2 separate regions of the Homo sapiens genome follow, and region 2 is linked to region 1. The links are chromatin loops, found by intact Hi-C in ENCODE. Cell type or tissue: heart left ventricle. All regions are shown on one strand. Each heading gives the region's core, and the rest is flanking DNA. Links, peaks and the distances in the headings are about the cores only. Region 1 overlaps EN2-DT (EN2 divergent transcript). Region 2 has its middle 30 kb from the start of EN2.

Evidence for each region. Hi-C counts contacts between places; a loop is a spot of excess contacts. Peaks named below come from ENCODE experiments on the same cell type or tissue, not always from the same donor. Only the 100,000 strongest peaks of a DNase experiment are listed, where the experiment ranks them.
Region 2: a loop joins it to region 1, with 5 times the contacts of the local background. A loop is called at or near these places in 1 of 110 quality-filtered maps.

The regions. Positions count from the first base shown.
Region 1 is chr7:155,437,396-155,443,625 of GRCh38, forward strand. All of the region lies in intron 2 of EN2-DT (EN2 divergent transcript), which reads right to left. Among named protein-coding and RNA genes, the nearest start is that of EN2-DT, 17 kb to the right of the region's middle. RefSeq lists a silencer at 3,137-3,352. In heart left ventricle, for the core only: no CTCF peak of the experiment used is centred there; a DNase peak (open chromatin) is centred at 2,496; H3K27me3 peaks cover 5,000 bases.
Region 2 is chr7:155,484,842-155,491,071 of GRCh38, forward strand. No RefSeq gene overlaps it. Among named protein-coding and RNA genes, the nearest start is that of EN2, 30 kb to the left of the region's middle. RefSeq lists enhancers at 1-39, 5,045-5,778. In heart left ventricle, for the core only: no CTCF peak of the experiment used is centred there; no DNase peak of the experiment used is centred there; H3K4me3 peaks cover 18 bases; H3K27me3 peaks cover 4,340 bases.

The DNA of each region.
Region 1 (6,230 bases), core at 434-5,433:
TGCACCCAGAACAACAGCTCAGAGGCAGGGCTGCACTCACCTTTACACCCACTTTTAATTATATGCAAATTGAGGGGCAATTTATGCAGAAATTTCTAGGAAAATGTTGGTAACTTCCAGGTCATTGGGTTGTCACCATGGAAAGGGGTGGTAACTTCCAGGTGTTACCATGGCAATGGTAAACTGGCATGGCACACTGGTGGGTATGGCTTATGGAAAGCTGCTTCTGCCCTATCCCTTTTAGCTAGTCCTCAGTTGGGTCCAGTGTATGAGCCCCACCTCTGGAGTTGAGTCCAGCTTCCTGCCTCACTAACAGAGGTGACTCAGAGCACCCACACATTTCCAGAGCGCTAAAGCTTTCACGAATTCTCAAAAGATGGGAAGTCATTTCAGAAGGGGAGCAGGAAGTTTTAGAGCATCTTACTGTGGGCTCCACTTTGAGGAAAGCAGAACCTGAAATGACTCCAGGGGTCCTGAGTAGTCAAGCCTTAAACAAGGAAAAGAGGGGGACACAGTAACAGGTGAGCATTCAGACCTGGAGTCCAGAGGTGAGGACAGCCGACTCCAGGGGACTGCGGGGACTGCAGCTTCCAAGGAGCCCAGAGCCAGCACTGGCCCCCCACCTGCCTGCACCTTTTTCCAGTTAAGCAACTGCTCTAGGCAAACAGGAAATGCACCCCCACATCCCAGGGCTGTGTGGTGACACCTGAGGCCAGGTGAGGAAGGCGGGAGACAGGAGAAGGGTGAGGAAGAGGCTAACAAGGTGCTGGGTCAGCTGTGACAGCCACATCCACGGGGGCTTAGATTCCTGCAGCAAGTGCCATCTGGGAGTCATTTATCCTTCCAGTGGGCTGGGCGCAGGGTTCCCATCTATTCCTCAGATACATTACTAAGTGTAAGCCTGAGTCTTGCCTATGGTGAGGCAAACACAATGGAAGATCTGCAATTAAAGGTCCAGGCCTCAGTTTCCCTATTGGGATCATTGCCGGTGGCATTCTGGACCCTCCCTCAGGGGCCACCCTCCCTCTCCAGTCATCAGATTGGCTTTGCCCCCCACCCACAGCTCCAGTTGTCTCTTTTCTGCCTCCCATGGGGGATCCAGGCTTCAGGAAGGGCTGACATTCCTGTAATGCCCCAGAGGACTGACGGCGGGGTGGAGGAGTCTAAAGTTTGCAAATTAAATGCTTCCTTTTTTATTCCTCTCACCCTCTGAGCTGAACATCAGTCTCTTCCATGCAGGTGCCTGTGTCTTTCTCTGACAAAGGAGAACCAGGAGAAGCCGGGTTTATGCAGCATAGGGGCAGAGAGCTGGAGACAGGAAGGCTAGGCCACTCCGAGTTGTGCCCCCGACTCTCAGGGCCATCCCACCAGGGCCATTCCCACCTCAGGGCCTCTCTGTCCCCCTAGGAAAGAAGGACACCCCCTCACAGTCAAGGGCAGCACTGGAGGGGTTTTCCAAGCTCCCTAAATTCACAAGCCCTTGGCCGTCTCCTTTTCAAGATCAGCCTGATCACGCCATCAGTCCTCTGGGCTAAGCTATTAACTTCTCCTGGTGAGCATGTGACCCAGGCGTGGGGGAGGTGAGTTTATCAAGCGATCCGACCTTGGCTGAGATTCATTTCTTAGATCAGATGAGGAAGGGCATCCTGGGCCACAAGACAAGTGAGCCAGATAAGGAGACCGTGGAGGGAGGTGAGGGTGCTGCGGTGGTGCCCCAGGAGGGCCAGCTACTGGAGGGGCAAAGAATGGCCCTAAATATGGACTTGACACCTTCTCATTTTGTCTGGGGCAGCATGACCAGCTGTGGCCACAGGACAGGCTCGCCAGGAGATAGAAGAGAATGTGCTGTCCTGTCTCTGCCCTCCAGGCTGAAGTGGGGACTTTTTTTTCCCCAACACACATCCAGTCAGTTAGGAGGAACTGCCAGTTTGCTTGTGGAAAACACAATTGAAAAATAAAAAACACCCAAAACACTACCCATGCCCAGTGATTGCTCCCAGGGGAGGGGGAGGTGTCAGGTCACTCTTTGGCGCGGGGCCTCATGCAGGGAGTCCCTTGGGTGGCCCTGCCTGGGCAGTCCAGCTGTGGGAATCCAGGGGACCCAGCACCATCTGTCAACTGCACCCGGCACCAGCAGTCAGGGTGTGAGGAGGGGCGGTGCCCAGGACTTGGCATGTCCCCATCACGGGCACCCTCGGTTTCTGTAAATAAATCTCCTCTGATGTTAAAAAACAATCCGGAGCACCTCACTGCCACCGTAAACCCCGAGAAAAGCTAACCCCCCTTAGGTGGGCGGGAGCACAGCAAATCCTGTTCCCGCTGAACTCTCCTCTGAAGCTCGGGCCCCAAATGCTCAAAACGAACACTGACTCTGCCAAACGCCCGCAGGACCCATGGGCCTGCAGCTGGCACCATGGGCTTTTCTCCGGCCCTTGTGACCTGGCAGGAGCAGCAGCGACTGTCTGATGGACAGTGTTCCTGGTCACAAAGGACCACTCAGTTCAGGTGAAACTTGGGCTCCAAGTGACTGCTCCCTCCTGGAGGAGCCCAGCAGCCCGAAGGCCCCCACCTGGGGCGTGGATTGCTCTAGGATTGAGGAAACCTCTGCAAGAAACAAACGGCAGATGCCTCCCTCGATCTCTACTCCCACCTCTCTCCCCAAAGAAAACCCTTCCAGGGCCCTGTAGGCACGAAGATTCTCAGCAAGTGGTGGCCAGCTGCAGTCTGCTCCAGGAGGGCTGCAGTGATGGGACCCAGTGGTAGGAGCAGCGGCCACGTCAGGTGACTTATTCCTCGGGTGAGCTTGGCTCCGTGGAGAGGCCAGGGCATCACATTTGAGGCTTTGTAACCACACAGAGAGCCTGGGGTCACTTCCTTCCACCTCTGCTGAGTACTTGTTCTGACCTCTCCCCACTCAGGGCCAGCACCACCCAGCCCCTGTGTTGTCCCTGCCAACAGTACCCTCGCTTGACAATGGCAGGTGCATTTGAAGGAAGTGACCGGTTTGCAGGGAACTGCACCACCCTTCTAAAGCGCAGCACCAGACGTTTCCAGACCTTACTGGGGTCCCATCATCTGGGGAATCTGTTAAAATGAAGGTTTCCAAGTCTCATGCCCAGGGAGTCAGGCCCAGTCGTTCTGGGGTAGGGCCCGGGAACCTGCATTTTAATATCCTTACTTTAGATCTGATTTGAGCCTAAATGATGAGTTTTCTGTGTTGACTTGGCAACACAGTACCCAGTACCCAGTGATTCATCCAACACTTATCTAGGTATTGCTGGGAGGGTACATTGTGGATGTGATTCCATCCACACTCGGCTGACTTTAAGTAACAGAGATCCCCTCTGTGATGTGGTGGCCTCGTCCAATCAGCTGACAGCCTGAGGAGCAGAAACTGAGGGTTCCCAGAGAAGAAGAAAGTCAGCCTGAAGGCGGCAGCTCAGCCCCCCATGCTGGTCTGCTGCAGGCATTTTGGATTAACCAGCCCCATAACCACATGAGCCAATGCTTTCAAATACACCTCTCCATACACCTGTGGAGCTCTTCCATCTGCCGTTTCTCTGGAGAGCTCCTACAGATAAGCACCCCTTGGGGCTGTCATGAGGTTGAGTGAACCACAGCCTTCACTCCCCGAATGTGTGGCTCATAAAAAACATGGACACCTGTGCACTGATGCTCTTACAAAACCAATAGCCTGCGTTAATTGTAATAGACAAATAAAGTGATTTGTAATAAAATAATACATAAAAATAAATGTGTAACAAAGTAACACATACTTCCACATGTAATTGCCCAGGCACATCTGCACCAGACGATGTAATCACCAGAGAAAGGGGCATCCGGGCTTTCCTAGCCCCTCAATCCCCAGTGGTCCTGTTGGCGGAGATGGGGTTGTCCAAAAGGAGAGGTAGCCGTTGGTGAAGTTCTAGGAAAGCCCAGCACAGTAATTCCATGATTCCCCGTTGCTTGCATTCATAGCCTAGATCAAAACCACGCAAACAGTGCTTTGTAACTGCGACACACCAGCTCAGAGCATCGCCATCAGCCCCCTTCATCCAGAGTCCAGTGGGATATTCGTCGAGGCATAGACAGGCCTCACTGCACGGCTGTCCCACACATGTCTGGGAAGGGGCCCTACCCGCTAAACGCCAGTGGCATGCCCCTACTATCGTGGCAATAAGAAGGTCCCTGCAGGACGTGAAGATGCTCCCTGAGTTCAACCGCTGGGCTCTTAACCTGGGCTCAAATCCACGTCCTACCACTTCCTCACCCTGCGAACTGGACAAGTTACATGGCCTGTTGTTTCTCAGCCTTGTCAGCTGAGACATGGACATACAAATAATCCATCTCTCGTGGGGTGTGGAAGGAGTAAGTGAGCAAGGAATACTGTCTGTAAGGGGCTTGGGACTTAGTCTGGCCCGTGATGCCTGTTCTACCATCAGTAAATGTTGGAAATTATCGTCACCATCGCCACCACCTGCACTGTCATTGTTCTCATTCGGGGTCCCCATCTCACCACTGACTGCTCAGCCAGGACACCTCCCTCCCCCCTCCCAGGGCTCTGCCACTGCCGAGGCTTACCACTATGCCCTCTCCCCACCCTCCCTGTCAGCTGAGACCCCTCCCCTGGGTCCCATGCCTCTATGCACGTGGCTTCCTCTCCTTCTCAGTTGCCTACAGGCTCTTCTTTCTACCACAATGGGTTGTTCTCCATCTGTGCTGCCCAGGGCCGCACTCTCTGGCCACAGAACATGGCTCATGAGATGAGGAGCTGATCTGACCATTTTACTAAGTTTAATAAGTTAAAATGTAAACAGTTGCATGGAGCTAGTGGCAATAACATCGGACAGGGCAGCTTTAAAACTGATTTTTCCTCCATGCTACTTACCTCTCTGCCACTGGAAAACTCTGGGTGGCTTTCTTCTGCCTTTAGGAGAAATAGCAATACAAATAGCAAAGCAGGCTGGGCGTGGTGGCTCATGCCTGTAATCCCAGCACTTAGGGAGGCCGAGGTGGGTGGATCGCCTGAGGTGAGGAGTTTGAGACCAGCCTGGCCAACATGGTGAAACTCCATCTCCACTAAAAATACAAAAAAAATTGGCTGGGTGGTGGGCGCCTGTAATCCCAGCTACTCAGGAGGCTGAGGCAGGAGAATTGCTTGAAACCGGGAGGCAGAGGTTGCAGTGAGCCAAGATCATGCTATTGCACTCCAGCCTGGGCGACAAGACCGAGGCTCCGTCTTGTAAAAAGAAAAAAAAAAAAAAAAAAAAGCGAGGCTCCTATAGCACTTACTGTGTGCTAGGCACTGTCTATGTGCCTTCTGCATACAGCACATTTAACTCCCCTACAGCCCTGTGAGGGAAGTGCTATGCTCTCTCAATTCACATGTGAGGAAGCAGGAATAGAGAGTTTCAGGAACGTGCCACAAAAAGGCTGAGGTCCTTAGCAAGACTTACAAGGGTGCTGGAATCCAGACACTGCCTACCTCCGTTAGGGGCCGAGCAAAGAGATAACTTAAAGTCCTAATCCCCAATACCTGTGAATGTGACCTTATTTAGAAATAGGATCTTTCCAGATGTAATCAAGGTTAGATGAGCTTATTAGGGTGGGCTCTAATCCGATGCTACTTGTGACCTCATAAGAAGACACAGACACACAGAAGAGGCCACCCAGTGATGACATGGCAGAGACTAGAGTGATGCAGCTGGGAGCCCAGGACCGCCCAGGACTGACGGAGCCACCAAAAGCTGGAAGGGACAAGGGAAGATCCTCCCCCAGAGCCTTCAGAGGGAGTAGAACCCTGCTGAGCCCTTGATCTTGGCCTTCCAGCCTCCAGACTGCAAGAGAATAAATTCCTGTTGTTTCAGCTGTCCAGTGTATGGTACTTTGTTATGGCAGCCATTCACTCCCTGAAGCCACCCACCATACCCTCACCTCACAAAGCAAGGCAGCCAAATCCTATGCTGACTCCTGACAGTGCGCCCGAGTGCCCTGTTCTCTGTAAAATTCTTCTTCCCCTTGTTCCCTCCCCTTATGAGCTCAGACCCGTTCTAGGCTAGCACAACCAACAGAAAGAAAACGTGAGCCACAATGCAATTTTAATCTTTTTAGCAGCCACATGAACACCAGAGACAGGTGCAGTTAATTTAAGTAATATTTTAGTTGACCTAATATATCCAAAATATTATTATTTCAAAAGTAATCAATATACAAATTAACAAGACATTTTA
Region 2 (6,230 bases), core at 537-5,536, 48 kb after region 1:
GCTCCCACTGGACAGACGTGACTCTGTTCACCATGGCTCCGTCGCGGAGGCCCGGGAAGGGCAGAGAATCATTCTTACTTAGCACAAGGTGCTTGTTGACCTATACAAAATTAATTTCTTGACTGTCGCTGAGAATTCCCAGCGGAGTTGTTCACATCAGAGAGAACTAAGCACACAATTGCCTGTTATCTGACAGCCTGAACAAAGGCCAGCAGGTACCTGGCTGGCTGGGGAGACTGGGGTAAAGGGAGATTTTTGCGAGTTCAGCGGTGAGGCCTCAAAGAAGCAAGACACGCCTCCATGGCTGCAGCTCCATGTGCCACTCCAGCCACCGCCAAGGTATCCAGAGCAGGGCTGGGGCCAGGGCGCCTGGCTCTGAAGCTTGACTGTGCCTCTCCTAGCTGTGTGCCCCTGGGGATGGGACTCAACCTCTCTGTGCCTCAGGTTTGGCATCTGTAAACAGGGATGGGAAATTGAGTCCTTTCTTCACCTGGGGACTCTTGTGTGCCTTGCCCGCTTCAAATCATCTGCTCCACCTATTGCTTTGTACCCAGGCCAGTGGGCAAAATCCAGCCGTGCCCATGGCAGCTCCGGGCACAGCAGGCTGCAAGAAGCCAACCCAGGAGGCCTCTGTCTCCTCCACAGACCCTACTTGTCACTGTCATCTGGTTCCATGATTGCCAACCTTTGCAGGTAAAAGGATTTCTTTTTGGCTGGGCGCGGTGGCTCAAGACTGTAATCCCAGCACTTTTGGAGGCTGAGGTGGGCGGATCACTTGAGGTCAGGAGCTCAAGTCCAGCCTGGCCAGCATGGTGAAACCCTGTCTCTACTAAAAATACAAAAATTAGCTGGGCATGGTGGCGGGTGCCTGTAATCCCAGCCACTCGGGAGGCTGAGGCAGGAGAATCGCTTGAACCCAGGAGGCAGAGGTTGCAGTGAGCTGAGATTGCGCCACTGCACTCCAGCCTGGGTGACAGAGCGAGACTCCATTTCAAAAAAAAAAAAATCTATTTTTTAATATCTACAGACTTTGAGGTCTATAGCCAGACGGTAGTTATATTTTTAGTACTTTCTGAGAAAACATACAAAGTCAAACAAACAATTCTGGGCTCCAAGGGGCTTTTAAAAGGTTCTGCATTTTGTCAGTCACAATGGCACCCACCTATATATTTGAGGCCTGATTTATATACACATGAATAAGCCTACACACAAACACGTATGCGTTCAGAAATACATACATCCGCGATACATATGTATAAATACATACATCCACAGATACACATATGTAAAGCTTGGGTGCCATAACAGAGTGTCCCCAAAACACAGTGACCTAGGGAACGCAGGAGTTTGCTTCTGTCACGACATCCTCCTGCTGTTAACGGGCCCCAGACTGTGGGGCAGCTGTGTTCCTAGGGGTCATTTAGAAACCCAGGCTCGGCCGGGCGCTGTGGCTCACGCCTGTAATCCCAGCACTCTGGGAGGCCGAGGAGGCCGGATCATGAGGTCAGGAAATCGAGACCATCCTGGCTAACACGGTGAAACCCCATCTGTACTGAAAATACAAAAAAGTAGCCGGGCGTGGTGGCAGGCACCTGTAGTCCCAGCTACTCGGGAGGCTGAGGCAGGAGAATGGCATGAACCCAGGAGGGGGAGCTTGCAGTGAGCCGAGACCGTGCCACTGCACTCCAGCCTGGGCGACAGAGCGAGACTCCGTCTCAAAAAATAAAAAAGAAAGAAAAGAAAAGAAAAGAAATCCAGCCTCCTCCTGGGTGCTGCCTGATGGAACTTCTGTGATGACGGAAGTGACCTGAGCAGGTGCTGTCCCATCCCGTGGCCACCAGTCCCTGTGGCTACTGGGCATTTGAATTGAGCTAGTGCAACTGAGGAAACAAATTTTAAATTTTGTTTAATTTGAATTGGTTTTAATAAAGTGGCACATGGGGCTCGTGGCTACTGTACTGGAGAGCACGGCTCTCCTCGTCCCCAGGGCCTCGCTGCCATCTGCCCGGCCAAAGCTGTGAGTGGCCTCACTGTCCAGACTCCGCGGCTGGAAGTGTGGAGAAGTGGCAAGGCCCACGTCTAGAGGCCAAGCCTGACCTTCCTTGAGAAAATGTCACCACATGGTCACACTCAAGCACGAGGAGGCTGGGAATGTGCTCTGACCAGGCAGCACGTGCTGGCTCCAAGTGCAGGACTCAGAGAAGAGGAAAGGAATCCTGGAGCTCAGGGATCTGAGCCAGGCCATCTCAACCCAACGCCTGCTATTTATTCTGGATCTGAAGGACATTCATCAGGACTCTATGCCTTCAGGGGACTGTGGTGAGAGGGTGGGGAACACTTAACTTAGCTCAGCCTCCTACTCAAGTCCTCATTCATTCAACGCCACAGGCCAGCGTGAGCTACACTTGGGGTATAGGAAGCCCTGGGGAGCTCCCAGGAGATGGTGCAGCCCCCACTGCTGGCCCTCCTCTGACCTCCTTCAGCCTCTGGCACTAAGACATTGTCTGTGGTGTGACCCTCTTTTTAAAAATTGCGTTTTCGTTATTTGGGGTATATACACCCAGCTGTGGAAATGTGGACCATATGGTAATTGTAGGTTTCGTTTTTTGGGGAGCCGTCATCTAGCATTCCACGGTGGCTGAGCCATTTTTCCCTCCCACCACAGGGTACAAGGGCCCCAGTTCCTCCCCATCTTCACCAGTGCTTGTTATTTGCTGGTTTTCATAGTCGTGGTCTGGGCCTCCAGACAGGGCATGGTGTCCTCCCCGCAGCGGGAGACCCCGCGTCGTTCCCTCTCTCCCTCAGCACCTGGGCACCCAGCATGCTGTCTCCAGCAGACGCCCATCGGTGCCCAGTGACCATGGACAGCAAGGAGTTGCAAGCGGTCCTGCCCCTCCCTCCGATCATGCTGGAACAGTGGCTTCTCTGAGGAGGAGGCGGGTGTGGGGCCCTCTGCCCAGGACAGGCCGTGGAGGGACACAGGCTTACAGCTAGCCCCGGCTGAGTCCAGCCATCAGCCCGTGGGCCTCAGTCTCCTCCTCTGTAAAGGAGAGGTGATGGTGCCTACTTTGGCTATTGTGAAGATTAAAGGAAATCATGTTCACGAAAAGCTTAGGGCAGCCCTGGCGTGTGAAGGGCTGGGGAAACATGAGCCGTCGTTATTACCATTGCACAAGTCTGCATCTCTGCTTACAAAGCCATTGTCTGCTATTGTCCCCACACCTCTCCAAGTCCTCCAGCCCGTGTGGGAAACCCAAGGGCATCCTCGTCCTTCTGCTCCCTGATCTGGCCTGGGGGCTGCAGGAGGACCCTCACTCCTTCAGCCCTGCCCTCTCTCCAGCCCACCGCGTTGCCGTCTAGACTCACACTGGGCTTTCCTCCTAACTCTATCACCTGGGTGGGGTGACCTTGGCCCGAACCTCTGTACTCACAAGGGGGCTGACAGTCCAATCGTGCTCAGCGCCCGGTGGAAGAAACAACTCAGGCAGCAGCTGGCTGTGGTCACTCGCACGTTAATGGGGCACCGAGCCGTCAGACTGCACTCTGCTTAAAGGTCTGTGCCCCTGGAGGCCCCCAGCTGAGGGTGAGGGTGGGTGTGCATTTGGGTGGTGGTTGGTCTTGGGCAGGGCAAACTGGTCACCAAGCTAAAATGGTCTGCTTTTCCCTGAAAATTAACTTTTTGCCCAAGACAGACATCCTGGTGGCCCTTGCCCAGGAGTCATCCCTCCAGGTGTGCAGGAAGGCGGCAGAGATCCCCTGGCCCACCCTCGACCATCACCCTTCTGTCCAGCACCCTGGCTGCATCCTTCAGCCCAGCGTGGGCCAGCTCCTCGCCCCCTTAGCCCAGGCCCTCCCACCCTTGGTGCTCAGCTGCTGTTGACATCCATCCCTGCAGCTGGAGGGACACCCCACCCCAGGCCTGGACTCAGCTGGGCAATGCTGCATCCTCCCATTTTATTCTCTAAGCACTCTGAGGGTAAGCCCTTCATCTCATTCCTCCTGCAACCCTGAGAGGGACAAAAGGGCTGTCACCACCTCCCTGTGGGGGACACTGGCAGGATGAGGGGACTGCCCAAGCCACGCCCAGCCACACCCTTTGGAAACGTCCTGCACAGCGAGCTCTTCTCTCTGCAGGGGTTCTGCCTTTGCTGTCTCCACAGCCATCTTCCAGCCCCAGTCCTGTCTGGGACCCTCTCACCACCCACAGATCCTTGCATGTCACATTTGTTACTCGGCCCCTCCCTGCCACTTCTCATTTAGTCTCGTAAGAAACCTGGCTGCTTAAAATTTTACTCAGTCTATAAATACTCTTTGCTGAGCATTTTCTATAACAATAGGAGCTGGAAACCCCCAAATCCGGATGGCTCGTCTCATGTCTGTTGCCCCACCCACCCCTCTGCAACTTCTCAAGCAGCTCACTTTGGATGATAAGCTCCACGTGTGTCTTAGAACTGACACGGCTGCGTCCCAAGTACCAGGTGTTGTGCTGTGTGCTTGAAGTTACAGCAACCCCTCACCACAGCTCTGTGAGGCAGCTGTGACTTCCATCCTTCTTACAAGTGGAGACGCTTAGGCTCCAGCCTCCACGGGGACTTCAGCGCTGAGTTTCCCTCGTGATAGGCAAGGCACTGTGCTGGGCGGGGCAGGTACAACTGATCTTCCAGAGTCAGGAGCATAGGGGTCTGGGAGTGAGACCCCCCCACCGCGCACACACTCTCCTGCTGGGAAGCCTCAGGGAAACTGGGTGCCCACCTCCCCACTTCAGCCAGGTCTCAGCCTCCCGGGGATGCTCTTGAGGCCGACCCTCGGGATGCCGCCCCGTCCTGCCCCTCCAGGGTAGGCCCCCACGAGCAGGGGCCTGGACTCCATGGGTAGACAAGTCTTGTGTGGATTGGGACCGGAGCTGGTAAGGCCAGGAAGGGGCAACTGTAGGCACTGCCCGGGGAGGGGCAGAATCATGCTGTTGCCCAGTGATGCCAGGTACACAAAGGCAAAGCTGGAGGGACAACGTGGAGGCCCAGACTCATTCGGGTGCATTGAGAGTCAGTGGTGGTGTGCAGGGAGATGTGATCGCAGGCCTGCTTCTAGAGACTTCTCTGGCAGCAGGTGGAAGGGCAGGTGGGAGGGAGGCCGCCACTTTGAGGCTGGGACAGAAGGGTGAGGACCTGCACTGGGCATGAGGGCAACCACAGACACACGCAGAGCCATGGAAGCCAGAGCTGTGGAACAGATCTGTGCCCAGTGCCGGTGGGGCAGGCTGGCCCCTCGGGCGGCTCTGTGTCTGTTCTCTTTGGGCCCAGGCTGTGTCCACCTTGCCAGGCAGTGGGAGAGAGGCAGCATCCAGGCACCCCATCCCATACACCAGGGAGCGGCACCGGCTGGGACCATCAAGCTTCCCTGGAAGGACAGCAGAGCGTGGTCACTTTCACACCGCCGAGGGGAGGCTCCCTCAGTCACAGCCTCCCATCACAGGAGGGAACCGGGGACGCAGAACCGGGGGGACAGGGGCCCAGCTCCCGGCCTCGCCCCGCCCAGGGAGGACTGTCCTGAGCACCGCTGCCCAGGCCTTCATGCTTCAGAAGCTACCAGAAGCAGAGGCTGAACGCGGCCGCCCCGGCCACTGCAGAGCCCAGGAAGGGCAGGGCGCTGAATGGCCCGCCCAGCTGCACGCATGGCTGCGTCTTCTGTGTGCCCTGCGTCTTTAAGAGAAAAGGAGGGACCTCTCAGGAAGTGGCGGGGCATCTGCTCCCGCAGGAGAAACTCTTTTACATTTCTAATCAGGAGCCTGGGCTAGGGAGTGTCCTGCCCCCGTGCCCGCAGGGATGGGGGACAATGAGGCTCCTCAACTGTTCCAGGGTAGCCCTTGCAGGCAAATCCGAGAAGGCTACGGCTTCAGAAGGAAAAGAACCAGGGAAGAAGTCCTCACAGGAATAGACCGGGCCTCGGGCGAGGCTGAAATTCTTCCTCTACACCAGGACTGCTACAGGAGGTTGTTTGGTTTCTCTGCTGGTGCTGTCTTCACACACTTACAATTAATATTAGCAGCAAGTGTCACTAAGGAGCAAGGAGCGATTTCTCCAGGAACCGGAAACTCCCCTCTGCCCCCCTGCAGCACCCAGCAAGCCGGGGCTGCCTAAAGGCCTGCCACAGGGGCTGGGTTTCTGGAATGTTCTTTCATCCCCTGGGAGTCCTGGGCTGCTCCGTCCGGCCCTCCCTCCGTGAGAAGGGGA